Linked DNA regions of Homo sapiens: region 1 is linked to region 2. A link is a contact called in ENCODE Hi-C data. All regions are on one chromosome and are shown on one strand. The core of a region is the stretch at or near the end of the contact, and the rest is flanking DNA. Distances in the headings are between cores, read along the strand shown.

The links. Hi-C counts contacts between places; a loop is a spot of excess contacts on that map. Pooled maps may share reads with other maps.
Region 1: a map of CD8-positive, alpha-beta T cell shows a loop between it and region 2 (18-fold over the local background). The contact joins the promoter of CDK5 here to the promoter of GHET1 in region 2. A Hi-C loop is called at or near these places in 2 of 168 maps with a recorded cell type or tissue (CD4-positive, alpha-beta memory T cell and CD8-positive, alpha-beta T cell) and 5 of 50 pooled maps.

Annotation. Positions count from the first base shown.
Region 1 is chr7:151,056,647-151,063,714 of GRCh38, reverse strand. It overlaps CDK5 (cyclin dependent kinase 5), which reads left to right and starts at 5,818. Exons shown (of 12, transcript NM_004935.4): 1 at 5,818-5,903; 2 at 6,555-6,643; 3 at 6,740-6,807; 4 at 6,919-6,979. The coding sequence starts at 5,867. It overlaps SLC4A2 (solute carrier family 4 member 2), which reads right to left and starts at 4,126. Exons shown (of 23, transcript NM_003040.4): 1 at 3,953-4,126; 2 at 1,677-1,790. The coding sequence starts at 1,727. LOC128092247 reads right to left here and starts at 1,787. Exons shown (of 1, transcript NM_001414898.1): 1 at 1,737-1,787. The coding sequence starts at 1,787. The coding sequence ends at 1,737. RefSeq lists enhancers at 4,856-4,945, 4,986-5,035, 5,116-5,395, 5,546-5,595, 5,926-6,055 and 2 more and silencers at 3,433-4,022, 4,063-4,252.
Region 2 is chr7:148,981,998-148,989,243 of GRCh38, reverse strand. GHET1 (gastric carcinoma proliferation enhancing transcript 1) reads right to left here and starts at 1,717. Exons shown (of 1, transcript NR_130107.1): 1 at 1-1,717. It also overlaps RNY3 and RNY1. RefSeq lists enhancers at 1,371-1,420, 1,741-1,790, 1,358-1,858 and silencers at 2,001-2,070, 5,787-5,886.

The DNA.
Region 1 (7,068 bases), core at 4,569-7,068, 2.1 Mb before region 2:
AGGGACCCAGTCCTCCCAAGCAGTCTGCCCCCTCAAATGCAGGAAGCCAGTCACCCTACCAGTAGACATCCCTTCAAACACAGTGACCCAGTGTCCCCCCAGCAGTCTGCCCCCTCAGATGCAGAGACCCAGTCCCCCCAGCAGCTGTCCCCTGGGTTCTGAGCTACCCTCATCCCAGCCCAGCCCCCTTGGCTGTGTAGTCAGTTCAGGGCAGGTGGAAGAAATCCCGTGTGTCCAGCCCATCTGCAGCCTGGAGGGAGGGCGTGTGAACCGGGAAGTTCACATGACAGATAGTGAAGAAACTCCAGTTGGCCTGAGGACAACTGCTGAGCCCAAAAAGTAACTTCTGGCGGCGCCCAAGCTAACCGACCCAGAGCCTGTCCGAGTCAAACAAACCCAGCCCCGCAGGGACCGGAATGGATGCCCTTCAGCCCCCAGGAGAGCTCCCCCAGCCCCCAGGCCCCCGGCCCGAGCCCTGGGCCAGGTCCCTAGCCCCACCCCTCACCCCACCCCCACAGCCCCCACCTGAGTCATCCTGCGGGCGCGGAGCAGCGGCCGGCCGGCACAGCCGGCAGGGAATGCGGCGCTTGTAAGAGCTCAGCCCAGCTAAGCGGCAGCCGCCTGGCCAGGCAGCCTTGGTCCAGCCCCCCACCCACCCACGGTCTCAGCTCCAGGCGCCGCCAAATATTTGCTCAAGAGCTTCTGGACCTGAAGGGCATCGGGATCTCCAAGGGCGGGGGTATGCAGCCCCCTCCATAGCGGTGCCAGCAGCCAGAACAAGGAAGAGCGCGGGGAGGGCTGGGGTGAAGGGCGGGTCTTAGGGGCGAGGTGGGGACTGGAGCAGCTGGGACTGGCAGAACACCGGATAAGAGAAGGTGAGCGGGCCAGGGGGCTGGCTTCTCCCCTCTGTGAGGAAGGCTCCTGTCCATCTCCTGGCTCCCCTAAGCGCCCAGCCCCACTCCCACCAGAAGCAGCCCCGTGGGACGAGGGGACGGGGAGAGGCGCAGGGAGCTTGCCGCCATGGGGAGAGAGGGTCGCAGACCCCTCGCACCTGAGGCCGCAGGAGGAAGTCCATGGCCGGCAGGGGTGAACCTGAGAAGGAGGGGGAGGGGACCAGCCTGTGCCCCTTCCCAGTCACGTGCCCCTCTGGGCCAGTGTGACCAATAGCGGAGCTGATTGTGGCACGGGGTTAATCATTAAGACTCCTTAGGAAAATCCAAAGGGGGCCATGTGGAGCGGTGGCCACGTGGGGGCAGGGAGGGGCGGGCCTGGGTGGCACGTGGGCAGGGGGCGTGGCCAGTCGTGGCAGGCGAGCTCCGCCCAGAACCCTGGCCCGCGTGCAGACTTGACCTGCGCCTCTAAGGCCAGCCGGGTCTGAGACGGGTTGCTGGGTGAGAGACCCAGGGTTCTCAAAGTTCCTCAACCGCTGAGGCTAAGCTACCTAGGTCTTCAGGTAACAGCCTCAACTCCCTCCCCAGGACTGGAAGACGTCTGATACCCCCACTACCCATCCCCCCCTACGACCATCATGCAAAGTCAGGGTAGGGATGGCAGCATCCTCCCAGTCTCCACACTCACACACGCTCACACCCCTGGTTGGCGAGGACCCTTGGCCGGAGCACCCAAGGCTGCCCAGGGAGGGAAGGTTGGGCTGGCGACCTGGGGGCCACACTCACCGTACAGAAAGAATCTGCGCCCTTGGCGGGGCGCCGAGGGGCGCTGCTCATGGCCGAATCTTAGCCCTTTTCGCTGTCGCTGCGGCTTTCAGGGCAACGAGGCGGAGGCATAACCTGGATGGGGGAGAGGCCTGATCACCATCGAGAGCCCTGGGAGGGCAGGAGCCACCACGCGCAGGCTGCGCTGCTGGGGATCCTCCTGGAGTATGAAGGGCCTCAGAGTGGCCCTTAGCGGCAGCCACAGCACAGAGGAGAGTTATTTATAGGAAGAAAAGAGAAGAACAAGGAGACAGGAGAGGACTGAGGCGAGGGGGGCCGAAAAGGGCCGAGAGGCTGAGTAGAGGGAGGAGGAGAGAGGAGGTGGGAAAGGCCGCAAGAAAAATGAGGGAGAAAGGAGTCAAGGCCCAGGCCCGGAGAGAAAGCAACAAAGATGAGGGAGGGAGTGATAATGAGCTGGGGAAAGAGGGGAGTGAAGGCCCAGGCAGACAACGGAGCCTCGCAGGGTCAGGGCACCCACCAGAGGTGGGCCTGAGACCAGAGAGGGTGTGGTGGGGAGGGTGAGACACCCCGTGGAGCCGGGGCCGGGCTGCCGAGACAGGAAGCAGACGAATGGAAGAACTCTGGAGAGAGCCCAAGATGCCCCTGCAGGGAGGGGGTGCCCCCTCCCCAGTACAGGCCGGCAGGAGGCTTCCCTCCCCCAGGTCCTTGGGGACCGGCAGGAGGGAAGCAGGCTGGCTGGGTGGAGGGCAGGAGCTCAACTCCACTCACTCACTGAGAGAGAGGAAGGCACAGAAGGTGGGCATGGGCTGGGCAGAGCTTTATAATGGGGGAGGGGCATGTGATGGGCTGGGAGGGGGTGGGCACCGCAACCTTGAGGTTCTGCCTCTGAGGGGCAGTCTGGATCCCGCCCCTCTAGAGCCTGGAGCCAGGAAAATCTGAGTGGCAGTGCTGCCACCCTCCTGACTGTGACTGTAGGGAGTCTGGGGAGGACACTGTGTGGTGGGGGCAGAGAAGGAGCTGCAGGAGGGAGCCCAATCCCTGCAAATAGGGGGCGCATTCCTAGCGGGTCAGCACAGGGGGCACCCAAGACTGGCAAAAAGTGACGGTACCCAACAACCCATGCTCCCAGTGTGTTGCTGGGGACTGGGGGTGCCTGACTTAGGAGTAAGACAAGTCAGTGTAGCGTCAAACAATATAGGTCTGGGGGGGTCACCCAGGATGGGGAGCCTGGCAACACATTCTTGGCAAGCACTCCAACTTGGCTAACCACGCTCTTCCCCTCCCCCTCAGCAGGCCTTCAGCCAGGGCGGGTGGTGTGGGTGAGCGTGAGTGCACCCAGTCTGGGAAGGGTGTGGGGAGAGTCCGCCCAGAGCACCTGCAGGCGCCCACTCCCACCTCAGGCTGTGCCCTCGTCGCGCTCCTCCACACTCCTCTGCACCCCCTCCCCTGCTGTCCCAGAACACAAAGCAGCTTCTGTCCAGAGCATCGGTGCCGATAATCCGGGTAGGGGCACATTCCCGGGACCAGCCCCGACCGGCCCAGAGGATTAGTATCTCTCCCCTTGACCAAGGGATTAGCACCTCGGACCCCCACTTGGGCATTAACCACCCCCCAAGTGAACTCGTAAATTCCGCAGCTCTTCCATGTGGGGCTGGCGGGGGAAACGAAGGGGGATAAAGTAGACCCTGGGTTTCAGGCAGTGCCGCCTCTCACACCCAGCACAGAACTTCCCGCCTGGACAAACCGACCCCGGGAGTCAGGTCCAACTCTCCGGGCTCATCTTTCCCATTCCCACCCAGCTGCTCCCTCTTCTGTCTGACCCCTTGTCCGACCTTACCCGCCACCCGCCTTTCCTGGCTTCGCCTCTCAACCCGGAGATTGGGGATGGGGGCCCCGGGCAACCCCCAGTCTGGGCGCCCCGGACGGGACTGAAGGACTATGCGGGGGGGCCGGAGGGGAGGGGTGGTCTGGAGCCAGCCGGGGAGTGGGAGGGCCGGCGGCGCCTCGGGGAGACTACCCCCTCCTGGTGGCAGGGGGCGCGGCACCCTGGCTTTAGGGAACTCTGAGAAGGGGACCCCGGAATGCCCGCTTCCGACCAGCACTCCATCCGCCTCCCCATCCTTCTCCCCAAGACCGCGGTTCCCCGCGCCCCAGTCTCCGCCCTTTCCTCCACTTCCACTCCCTCCCCGCTCGAGTCCCGAGTTCCCCCCTCTCCTTCCCCCTCCCTTCCTCCCTCTGCGGCCCTGGCCGTCCCCCGCCACCACCTCTCCGCCTACCCGCTCGCTCTGGACTTCGTGCCCCGGGGGTCTCGGGGTCTCTCCCCGTCCTCCGGCGCACTCGCGCGCTCCCGACGACTGCCCCGTGCCCACCCCGGGGCGCGCCCCCGCCGCTCCCAACTTCTCCCAACTCAACTTTCCCCCGCGCCGCGGGCAGGCCAGCCCCCTGCGTGCGCGCCCCCCGGCGCACCGTGCGCGGTCCCGCCTTCGCGGGTGGGGAGGCGGGAGCGGGGGCCGGGGCGGGGGCGCGCTTCCAGGCACAGCCCGGCACCAGGGGCCGCCCCCGCCGTCCCTCTGCCCCAAGCTTCTCCACTCGGGGCTCGGGAGCCCCGAGGATGCCGTCCCTTGGCTCCATTACGGCACCTCTGAGTGTAAAGGAGCCCTTCTCACGCTAGGGATCCCAGGCAGCAAAACGCAGGCACAAGGAAATTCGGGGAAGTCGAAACATAAACGTATCGGGGTTGAGATTCTCTTGCCCCCCTCAATAACCCCCGTGCCTCCAAGAAAGCCCCTGAGGGACGGGTGGCGAGTGGGTGAGAAGGGTGACAGGGGCTGGAGGCTGGCCGCCCGGTACCCTGAGCTGATCTGGGAGAGGGTAACTTGTTAGAGGCTCTCCACTTCCAGAGAGGGACAGAGATTCGCTGTGCTGGCCTCCTTCCTCTTGAATGGAACCTCCACACTGAACCGAACCCTAGGCAGAGCCATCACTTATCATTCAAGACCTTTGTGTGTAGTTCTTTTTTGCCCAACGAAATCACAAAGTCTTCCAGATAAGGAATACACTTTTTGCTTCTTTTCCCTTGTGTATGCAAAAGCATTCAGATAGAAACGAGTTAATTAACACGTGTTTAGCAGCAACTCTGGTTCCGGTGCTGAGGAGTGCTGTTTGGGATCCTTTTCCCTCGGTCCATAGCCCTCAAGAATGCAATCATGAGACAATTAGAGAGGCAGCGTAAGGGAATCTATAATCAGCTCCTTTAAGGGGTGAGGCAGAGGCTGCTGCAAGTTGAGCATCGGTCTGTGGTCTTGTCTGTGGAGGGGGTTAACCAACCTGCCTGCCACACCCTGGCTGACTCCAGTGGGCCCTGTTCCGGAGACTGGGGTCTGAGGGGGACCCCCAGGGCTCCACCCAGTTTTCCTCAGCATGTCAGAGTTCAGCGGCTAGAGTCGGGTGGGCTCCGAGACAACAAACGGGGCTCAGCAGAGAGGGGGTCTTTGGCGTGTGTCCCTCCACTAAAATCCAGCCTCGAAGGGGCACAGCTGTTCTCCCAGCCCTGCGGTCAGCTGTTCCCTGTGAGGTCATCATCGCTCACAGGCATTCCCCAGTCAATTCTGGGGTCACTAGGTGGCTTGGGGAGAGGTGGAAACCCGTGCTGAGGTCGTCAAGAGGCCGTTGGGAACACAATGCCACCAACCAGGTCAGCGCTGGGCCGCCAGTGCCCGGGATCTAGGCCGCCAAACCCCAAACCCCTAACCGAGAGCGCTCCGCCCCCATTTCCGCTGCATTCTGGAACGCGTAGTCCCGGAGCGGCCCTTTTCAAGAGGGCTGGGAGCACATAAAAGGAATAACAACAGCGGGGCACACTGGGAACCACGGCGCCGCGGCGGGGCGCCCGGAAAACGGACACGCGTTGCTTCCTGGGACTTGAAGTCCAAGGTTTGCCTCCGCGGTAGAAACGGAGCCCTGGAGTCGAGTGCTGCAGAGAGCGTGAGCGCAGACGGCTGGGGGTTGTAGTCTTCTTGTCCTCGGTCTCGGGCATTGCGGGGAGACCTAGTCGTTTTAGGACTACAAGCCCCAGAAGGCCCTGCGCGGGCAGACGGGGCGGGGCTGGAGGCTCAGGTGCCGCCTCCTCTGCAACGCCGGGGCCAGAGTCTTAAAACCGAGGGCCCGCAGGGGTCCCCGCGGCCGCCGCGATGCAGAAATACGAGAAACTGGAAAAGATTGGGGAAGGTAATGGAATCTCGAGATGTTCCTGCAAGAGCTCCTCTGCAGATCCTTCGGCATTCCTTGAAGCCCTGGCTCCCTTACCGTCAGCAATGCCTACAGGCTCCGATCTCAGCAGCGGCTGCAGCCCTGGCCCCCTAGCTCAGCACTCCGTGCAGACACCAGTCTTCCCCGTGTTAGCATTTCCCGCAGGGCTCTCACTCCAACCTTAGCGTTCCCAGTAGACCCGACCTCCCAACCGCGACACTTCCTGAAATTTCTCACCCCAGCCTCAGCAGCACTTGGACAACCTCACCCCGACCCCCAGCCTCGTTTCTTGCTGCAGACCTCCAACCTCAATATTTCTGCAGCCCCTCAGTCCTCTCCCAGACCCCTCCTCACTATTTCCAGACCCTTCCGGAGCACCGCCTTCATTTTAGACATCCTTGCCCTGGCAACCGCACTCGCCCCTCCTGCCGAGCCCCTGGAGCCTCGGTGGGCACCTTCTCCTCCCTCCCCACCTGCCACATCCTCACTCACAAAGCTCACCAACCTACCTTCACCCTGAATCCCTTCCCTTGCATACTGAGACGCTGCCTTCACCTCTCTCAGGAGGCATTTCCTGGCTTAGGGAAGAGTGCCGCATCCTCACCCTGACCCCTGACCTCCTTCCCCTAGGCACCTACGGAACTGTGTTCAAGGCCAAAAACCGGGAGACTCATGAGATCGTGGCTCTGAAACGGGTGAGGCTGGATGACGATGATGAGGTAGGACTGGGGAGTGGGATACGGCCTGGGGAGGGGTTTGAGGGCCTGGGCTGGGTGGGATCTGACTGCTGCCCACCGGCCCCCTCACATATGCAGGGTGTGCCGAGTTCCGCCCTCCGGGAGATCTGCCTACTCAAGGAGCTGAAGCACAAGAACATCGTCAGGTGTGCGGGAGGCGGGTGCTCCTTGCCGGTGTGGCCGCTTGGGGGAGGCGGGGGCTGACACTGGACGTCTGTCAGGCGGACCTGCCTGGCTGAGCCCTTCTTTTGCCCTAGGCTTCATGACGTCCTGCACAGCGACAAGAAGCTGACTTTGGTTTTTGAATTCTGTGACCAGGTGAAAGGCGGGGTTTGGAGGACAGTAGCCTTGGGAAGGTATAGGGGCCCAGATTGAGGTTAAACTCTGTCCCATTCCCCCACTCATAT
Region 2 (7,246 bases), core at 468-2,967:
GTTTTTTTCTTGCTAATTTGAGTTCCTCGTAGATTCTGGATGTTAGTCCTTTGTCGGATGTATAGATTGGGAAGATTTTCTCCCACTCTGTGGGTTGTCTGTTTACTCTGCTTACTGTTCCTTTTGCCGTGCAAAAGGACAGCTAACATTCTTATAGTTTCTTTTTTTAATGTGCCAGTAAACTCTATGTGGCTTCTCAGTTAATCTTCCCAACACCCTATAAGATAGATACTTCGATTATGACCATTTTCTAGATGGAGAAACTGAGGCTCAAGCAAGGTAAGTGACTTGACCAGAGATAGCTAGCTAGTAGCTGGTGAAAACTAGGACTCAAGCTGAGATAATGTGGCTGCAGCCCGTGCTGTTCATCTCTAATGCCTGCCGGATTCTCACTGCATATCATGACACCTATTGGGGCATCAGTCAATTTGATTAGTCAGCTTCAGTGTCTTCATTTGTGGGGTTGTTGGAAACAGATGAGACAGGATCTGGCTGAGAAACAGCCCCAGAAACCTCCTCTCCCAGAATGGCACCAACCCCCCTTCCCTGCCTCTGAGCCTGGCCACTGGGTGGACTTCCAGTCCACATAGTAGACTAGATCACCCCCAGTGCATGCAAAGGCAGAGTGAAAGGTATAAACAACTTAGTCAAATCAAGCTGTACAATGAAAAACAAAAGGAAATAAAACTATTCTGGCGCACACCTTTTTCTTATTAATTTCAAGTTGGCTGCCAATGTTTACCTGCTTTGTTCTTAAAATAATCCATTCTAGAATTTTGCTAGAGAGCAACATCGTTTAGAGATTGTCATTTATGAAACTCTCACTCTCATTTTCCCCTCTTTTGAAATTAGGACAACATCTACCCATGTCTAGTTTTCTGGGGTTATTCATTCTCCTCAATGGCATTCATTCATTCATTCACTCAACACATTTACATAGCACCTGCTGTGTCCCAGATACTGTGCTAGGTACCAGAAGGAGTCAAACATAGTCAATGATTCTGCTTTTCCATTGGCTTGGGGCATCCAGGAACACATTTTCTCAGGCTTGGAGATGTGAACTCCAATGGGCAGCTGCCTGCCCTTCCCCTCCCCTTGCCTGCACCTTTACAGTAAGGTCTACTCGCCGCTGCAGCAGGAAGATCCTCCATTAGGAGTAAAACAGAGCTGTGAATTCGGCTGCCCCAGGAACAGCCCGATCCTTGTTGCTCCAGACACATCCCTACTGTCTTTTTGCTGTTCTTTGCTTTCGGCATGAGTTTCAGGTCTTTCAGAGCTTTGCCTCTGACACTTTCACAGAAATCTTTTCCACCCGCCTTTTCTTAGTCATCTTTACTTCGGACTTCCTGCTTCTGCCTTTTGTCCCTGTAGATTCTGAAGTCCTCAGGAACAATCCAAGATCTTCTGGTGTTTCAGATGCTTCCCCTTCACGTTCCTTAGGTGGTGGTTTCTGTTCTATCAGTTGGGGTTTAAGGAGGAGGCAGGGATCTTGGGCAGTGGGAGAAGCACCTCTGTAGGGAGCTGACTGCCAAGATGGGAAAGTGTCAGCCTCCAGGTAGTGGCGCTTGCTGGGATTTACCGACGCTGGAAGCACAGACTTTATCTGTAGGGCTCACAGTTTCCTCCAGGTCCCACAGAGCTGTCCGGAGGGTCACACAGCAAACAGATAAAGGAGGCCAGCGCAGATTGGGCGGCTCTCTGGTACCTTGCGGTGGCTGAGCCACTCAAGACAAACCGGGGGAAAGACGCCCTGATGACGAAATGCTAATTTTGCATATCTCTTTCCCAGGATGCTTAGCAACACGTCTGATTCTTGTTATTCAGTACGTTTTTCCAGCTATTGATAAATAGATGTGCCAGGGAATTCTTAGAGTATATATATATCATTAATATTGTAAATATAGTCATCAGTAAACTGAAACCAGAATATCACTGTAAGGGGAAAATGAACAAATTTGGGGGCTTTAAATAGTTCAAACAGTAGGAGGACTTATTGGCTGGTCCGAAGGTAGTGAGTTATCTCAATTGATTGTTCACAGTCAGTTACAGATCGAACTCCTTGTTCTACTCTTTCCCCCCTTCTCACTACTGCACTTGACTAGTCTTTTACGAGAGTTTCCACTCTCCTGGCATCCCTCGTTTCTTGTTTTCATCTCAATTTTAAAATGTTGAAAGTCAGCATCATTAAATAAAGCATGGAATACAGGGGGAAAACGAAGTACTATTCTTTTCTTCCAGAAACAAACAGTAAATTTGGGAAAACCCATCACAGACAAGAAGGAAAAAGAAAACAAAAATCAAATAAATAGTAATAGATACTACGGACCAATTATTGGTAAAGATGGTATAGTATGTCCTAAGAGATCAAAGACAGGAAATGGGATGAGGGTGAATAGGGGTTTTTCTTTTTCTTGTACTTTTTCTTTTCTTTTCTTTCTTTTTTTTTTTTTTTTTTTTTTTTTTTGAGACAGGCTGGAGTCTCTGTCACCCAGGCTGGAGTGCAGTGGTGTGATCTCGGCTCACTGCAACCTCCGCCTCGTGGGTCCAAGCGATTATCTTGCCTTAGCCTCCTGAGTAGCTGGGACTATAGGCGCGCGCCACCACGCCTGGCTAATTTTTCTATTTTTGTAAAGACCGAAGTTTCGCCATGTTGGCCAGGCTGGTCTTGAACTCCTAACCTCAAGTGATCCTCCTGCCTCAACCTCCCAAAGTGCTGGGATTACAGGCGTGAGCCACCGCGCACGGCCAGGATTTTTTTAATGTTTTAATATCAGTAGGATTAAGGACTGGTATTTGATGATACAACACTCAATGGACAAAATTAAGAGGCATTTCAAAGTCGACAATCCAGTTAAGTTTTGAAGCTAAGAGATGTGAACATTTTCAGAGAGAAAGTATTTTGGAGGAAGACAAACCAAGTCCAAGAGTTTGAAAATAGAGAAGGCGGAAGAGGGCAGAGTACATTGCGGGATGCTCACCACGTGAGGCACCAGAGCCACTTTCTAATCCTGGTTCAGCCCTTAGGTTCTTATGTAGCCTTTAGAAAGCCACGCAGCTGCCTCCTCATCAGAAACAAAGGGTCATTACACTGATCTTCCTTCCCTCTTCGCTACATGGAAGTATACATTCCTAACAGCCTCGAGGCAAAGTGTTGTTTGATGAGATTGTGGTGGTGTTGCAGTACAGTGTGACTGCCACAAATGTGTATACAACAAAAGAATATTTAAATTTTTCTTATAGGTGAAAGTAACCCAAGGCACCTTGAGGGCACATGTGGGTTTCCCAAGAGCTTCCCTGTGGGGTTTTTTGTTTTTTTTTTTTCTTTCTGAGACGGAGTTTCGCTCTTGTTCCCCAGGCTGGAGCACAATGGCGCGATCTCGGCTCACTGCAACCTCCGCTTCCCAGGTTCAAGCGATTCTCCTGCCTCAGCCTCCCGAGTAGCTGGGATTACAGGCATGTGCCACCACGCCCAGCTAATTTTTTGTATTTTAGTGGAGACGGGGTTCCTCCATGTTGGTCAGGCTGGTCTCGAACTCCCGACCTCAGGTGGTCCGCCAACCTCGGGCTCCAAAGTGCTGGGAATACAGGCAAAAACCACCACACCCGGCCTTGAATTGTAATTCTCAGGTGTTGAGGGGGAACCTGGTGAGAGGTAACTGAATCAGGAAGTCAAGACTTAAGGGTCTCCTCAATCTAAGTCCCGAGGCTTTTCCCGTACAGCTAGCTTGCTGCTTCTTCAATAATAGATATGCCTTAATTACAGTGATTGTTCAAGCCAACTGATGTTGCTATGATCACGTACCAGCTATGAACACAGGACTGTCACTGTATCTCAGGAATAATGGCAATTAAATGATATTGCAAGAGAGTAACAGTCTATTGGCCATAGTCACCATTTGATATTTGCAAAGGAATACATTTGTATTGTGTTTTATAAGGTACAGGGTATTTTCATATGACCTATTTCATTTAATATTCTTTGCAGTCCAGTTAAATTAGTATGACAGACATTATCATTTTACAAATGAAGAAACTGAGGTTCTGAGAGAGATCACATAAGCAGCCGAGAGTCAGCCACTGAGTTCATTGCTTGCAGAGCCAGAATAACCTTTCTTCCCCAAAAGTATTCTCTCTGCTACCCCGCAAAGAAAAACCAGCAATCAAACAATGTCAACAAAGCCATGAAACCAATTGCTGTACTATTCCAGTCAGTGGAAACATTGCTAAAAACTAAAAGATAGATGGATGGATAGTTAGGAGGGAGGGAGAGAGAGAGAAAAAAGTATGTAGTTGATGGTGGAATAACTGTTAATATGGACACTACGAAACTAACACGAGAGCAGAGTCAATTTCTCTGACTTTAGGTTGATTTCATTCCACAGATATGAGACTGCACAATTCTATCAGTCTTGATGACATATGTATCCTATCTCCAGAAACTTCCTAACCAGATAATATCTGCAAAGCAATAATGAATGCCCAGTGCAACTATAAGGCCAGCTCAGAGTAATATGATAACTTGAGGAAGAAAAGAGTTTGGCATTAGTTCTTTCCTAAGACGTATTTGAATAAGATAGGATTGTCAGATAAAATACAGGATGCCTGGTCAAATTTGAACAATAGTGTAAATAGATTTTTAGCATAAGTATGTCCCAAATATTGCACACTATATCCTACTGTCATTGCACAGACAGTAGTTTGAAGCCAAAATAATTTTGATTTGCAAAAGCGCGGCATTTGCGAAGAGAAAGGGGATATTTTCCAATACCAAAATCTTTATGTTTTACAAGAAAAGCAAAGCTTGGTGGATCCAGGTTTAGAGATAATACCATGAACCATCGTGTCCGAGGTGAGCAGTTTCCCCACCACACAGTAAAGAGGAAAGCTTCGTGTCTGCATCATTTCTAGGTTAACAGCTTGGGATTTTCTTCATCTTTGATCTTGCTAATACTGTATTAACACAGACAAGCTTAAGCACAGATGTGCAAAGTGTTTTACTTTTCAGTGTGAAATAGAATCATGCTATGTACATTACTTTGCAATTTGAAAAGCTTGCTCTCTTACCACTGCACTCTGCGGACCTTTGCCCTCTCCTGGATCCCTCTTCTTCATGCCTGACACCGTGGATAAGGAGGTGCGTGAGACATGGTTCATTCCTTAGGTCACCTAAACCTATGGTTCTCCTTATTCTCAAGGTACAATTCAGAGACGAGGGGACCTCCCTTTTCAACACGGAGCATGCCAGGCTCCTAAAAACACTTAATGTGCTCTGTCCACTAGTCATCTTCACTGGCAAGTAGTGGTGTGCTTAAGAAAAACCTTCAGGCAGGATCTTGGCTGTTCTGTATTGGGGAACAGAAAATGCTTTCCCACCCCAAAACCACAGCAAAAGGCTAGTCAAGTGAAGCAGTGGGAGTGGAGAAGGAACAAAGAAATCTGTAACTGGTTGTGATCAATTAGTTGTAAACACCACTGCACTCGGACCAGCCGAAACACAAAGGCACGCTGCTACTTATATAAGCCTCGAAAGTTCCATCTCTACCATAGTTACGGTGACTATTCACAGGAGCTAAAAAAAAGGAAGAGTATAAATACACCCCAAATAGAAAGCAAATGTTTAAAAAATAAAACTGTTAAACACATAGACTTTGTAAGAAAAAGGTCCTTCTCTCTTCAGTGACATTAAAGGAGCTCGGGCAACCCTGCTCAAAGCATTGTGGGTGATTTGCATGGAAACCCTGCATCAGCCACATCCATCAAAGACTCCCACGGTGCCCCCGGCGGGGCCTCAGTCTCACAGGGCCAGGACGTCTAGAGCGGGAGGGGACGTCCTCTTAAGAAGGAAGAGGCAACCCGCCGCGGGGGTGGGGCCGGGCGGGCGGGGGCCCCTTGGAATTCAGTGGCCCCCCCGGGATCAGGGGTCCCCGCGGTTCGGTGGTCCCGGACCCCACGCAGGGCTGGCGCGGCCCCCCACGCCCGCGCCCCCACCCCCGGTTCCCCGTGGAGGGGGAGCGTGTGTCCTGCGAGGAGCCCTGCAGCCCGGCGTCCCCTCCCCTTTTCCTTCCCAACGACCCTCTTTAAAAATGAATGAATGAATGTATGAATGAATGAAGTCCCAGATTCTGGTGTCACCCACGATGCTTTTCTTGAGCTTTCCAAGGTTTGTTTTGTTTTGTTTGAGCTCTTTAGGAAGCTTTCCTGGCGGTTTCGCCATAGTCCTGCGCTCCTGTTACCAAGTGGTTTTGTTTCAAAGCGGCTGCACTGGGGACCTTGAGCTATTCTGGAAGGAGGTTAGGAACCCCACTCTAAACAGAAAGGGAAACATTCGGTCCGTGGAAGCTAACATTTTAAAATACATAATTAGCAATTATCTTTTTAAAAAGTGACGCCGTGGAGGAATGAGGCGCACAGAGCCTCGGAGAGACTCCCGGGGGCTGAACGCGCACCTGGCTTCTCAGCAGGGGCAGCCTGGGCCCCCAGCCCTGGGCCGCACAGCGGGTCCCAGGAGCTGCCGGGTGGGGCAGGACCCGACACGAAGGGCGAGGGGAGCGCAGCCTCGGGGGTCTTTGCCTTTCCAGGCTCTGCAGTGGGGGCCCGACCCCTTGACCCCCAGAGCGGGTCATTTTGAACAATCCTCTTACTACAAAATTATTTTCAGTAAAACGCATGAAATAATCAGTATGTATCACTGGATTTTGCGATTAGTCCATTAATTTTAAAAGAAGCAATTAACAATTTAAAAAAGAAGATATGTCCATTTTAAAGTTTTTTTTTTTCAAATTTAGAAAAAGATTTCATGTTATGAAATGAACTTTCCACCTACCAAGTATTATATCTTGTGTTCCCTGCGTAAAGGCTGTGTGTTTTCACTTTTACATTAAACACACTTAAATTTTCTTTCCTTTTTTTCTTTTTTTGAGACAGGGTCTCCTCGCTCTGTCGCCCAGGCTGGAGTGCAATGGCACGATCTCTACTCACTACAACCTCTGCCTCCCGGGTTCAAGCGATTCTGCCGCCTCAGCCTCCGGAGTAGCTGGGAATACAGGCACCCGCCACCATGCCTGGCTAATTTTTTGGTAATTTTAGTAGAGACGGGATTTCACCATGTTAGCCAGGCTAGTCTCGAACTCCTGACCTCAGATGATCTACCCGCCTTGGCCTCCCAAAGTGCTGAGATTACAGGTGTGAGCCACCATGCCCGGCCTTAAATTGATTTTTAAAATATAAAATTTTGGCCGGACCGGTG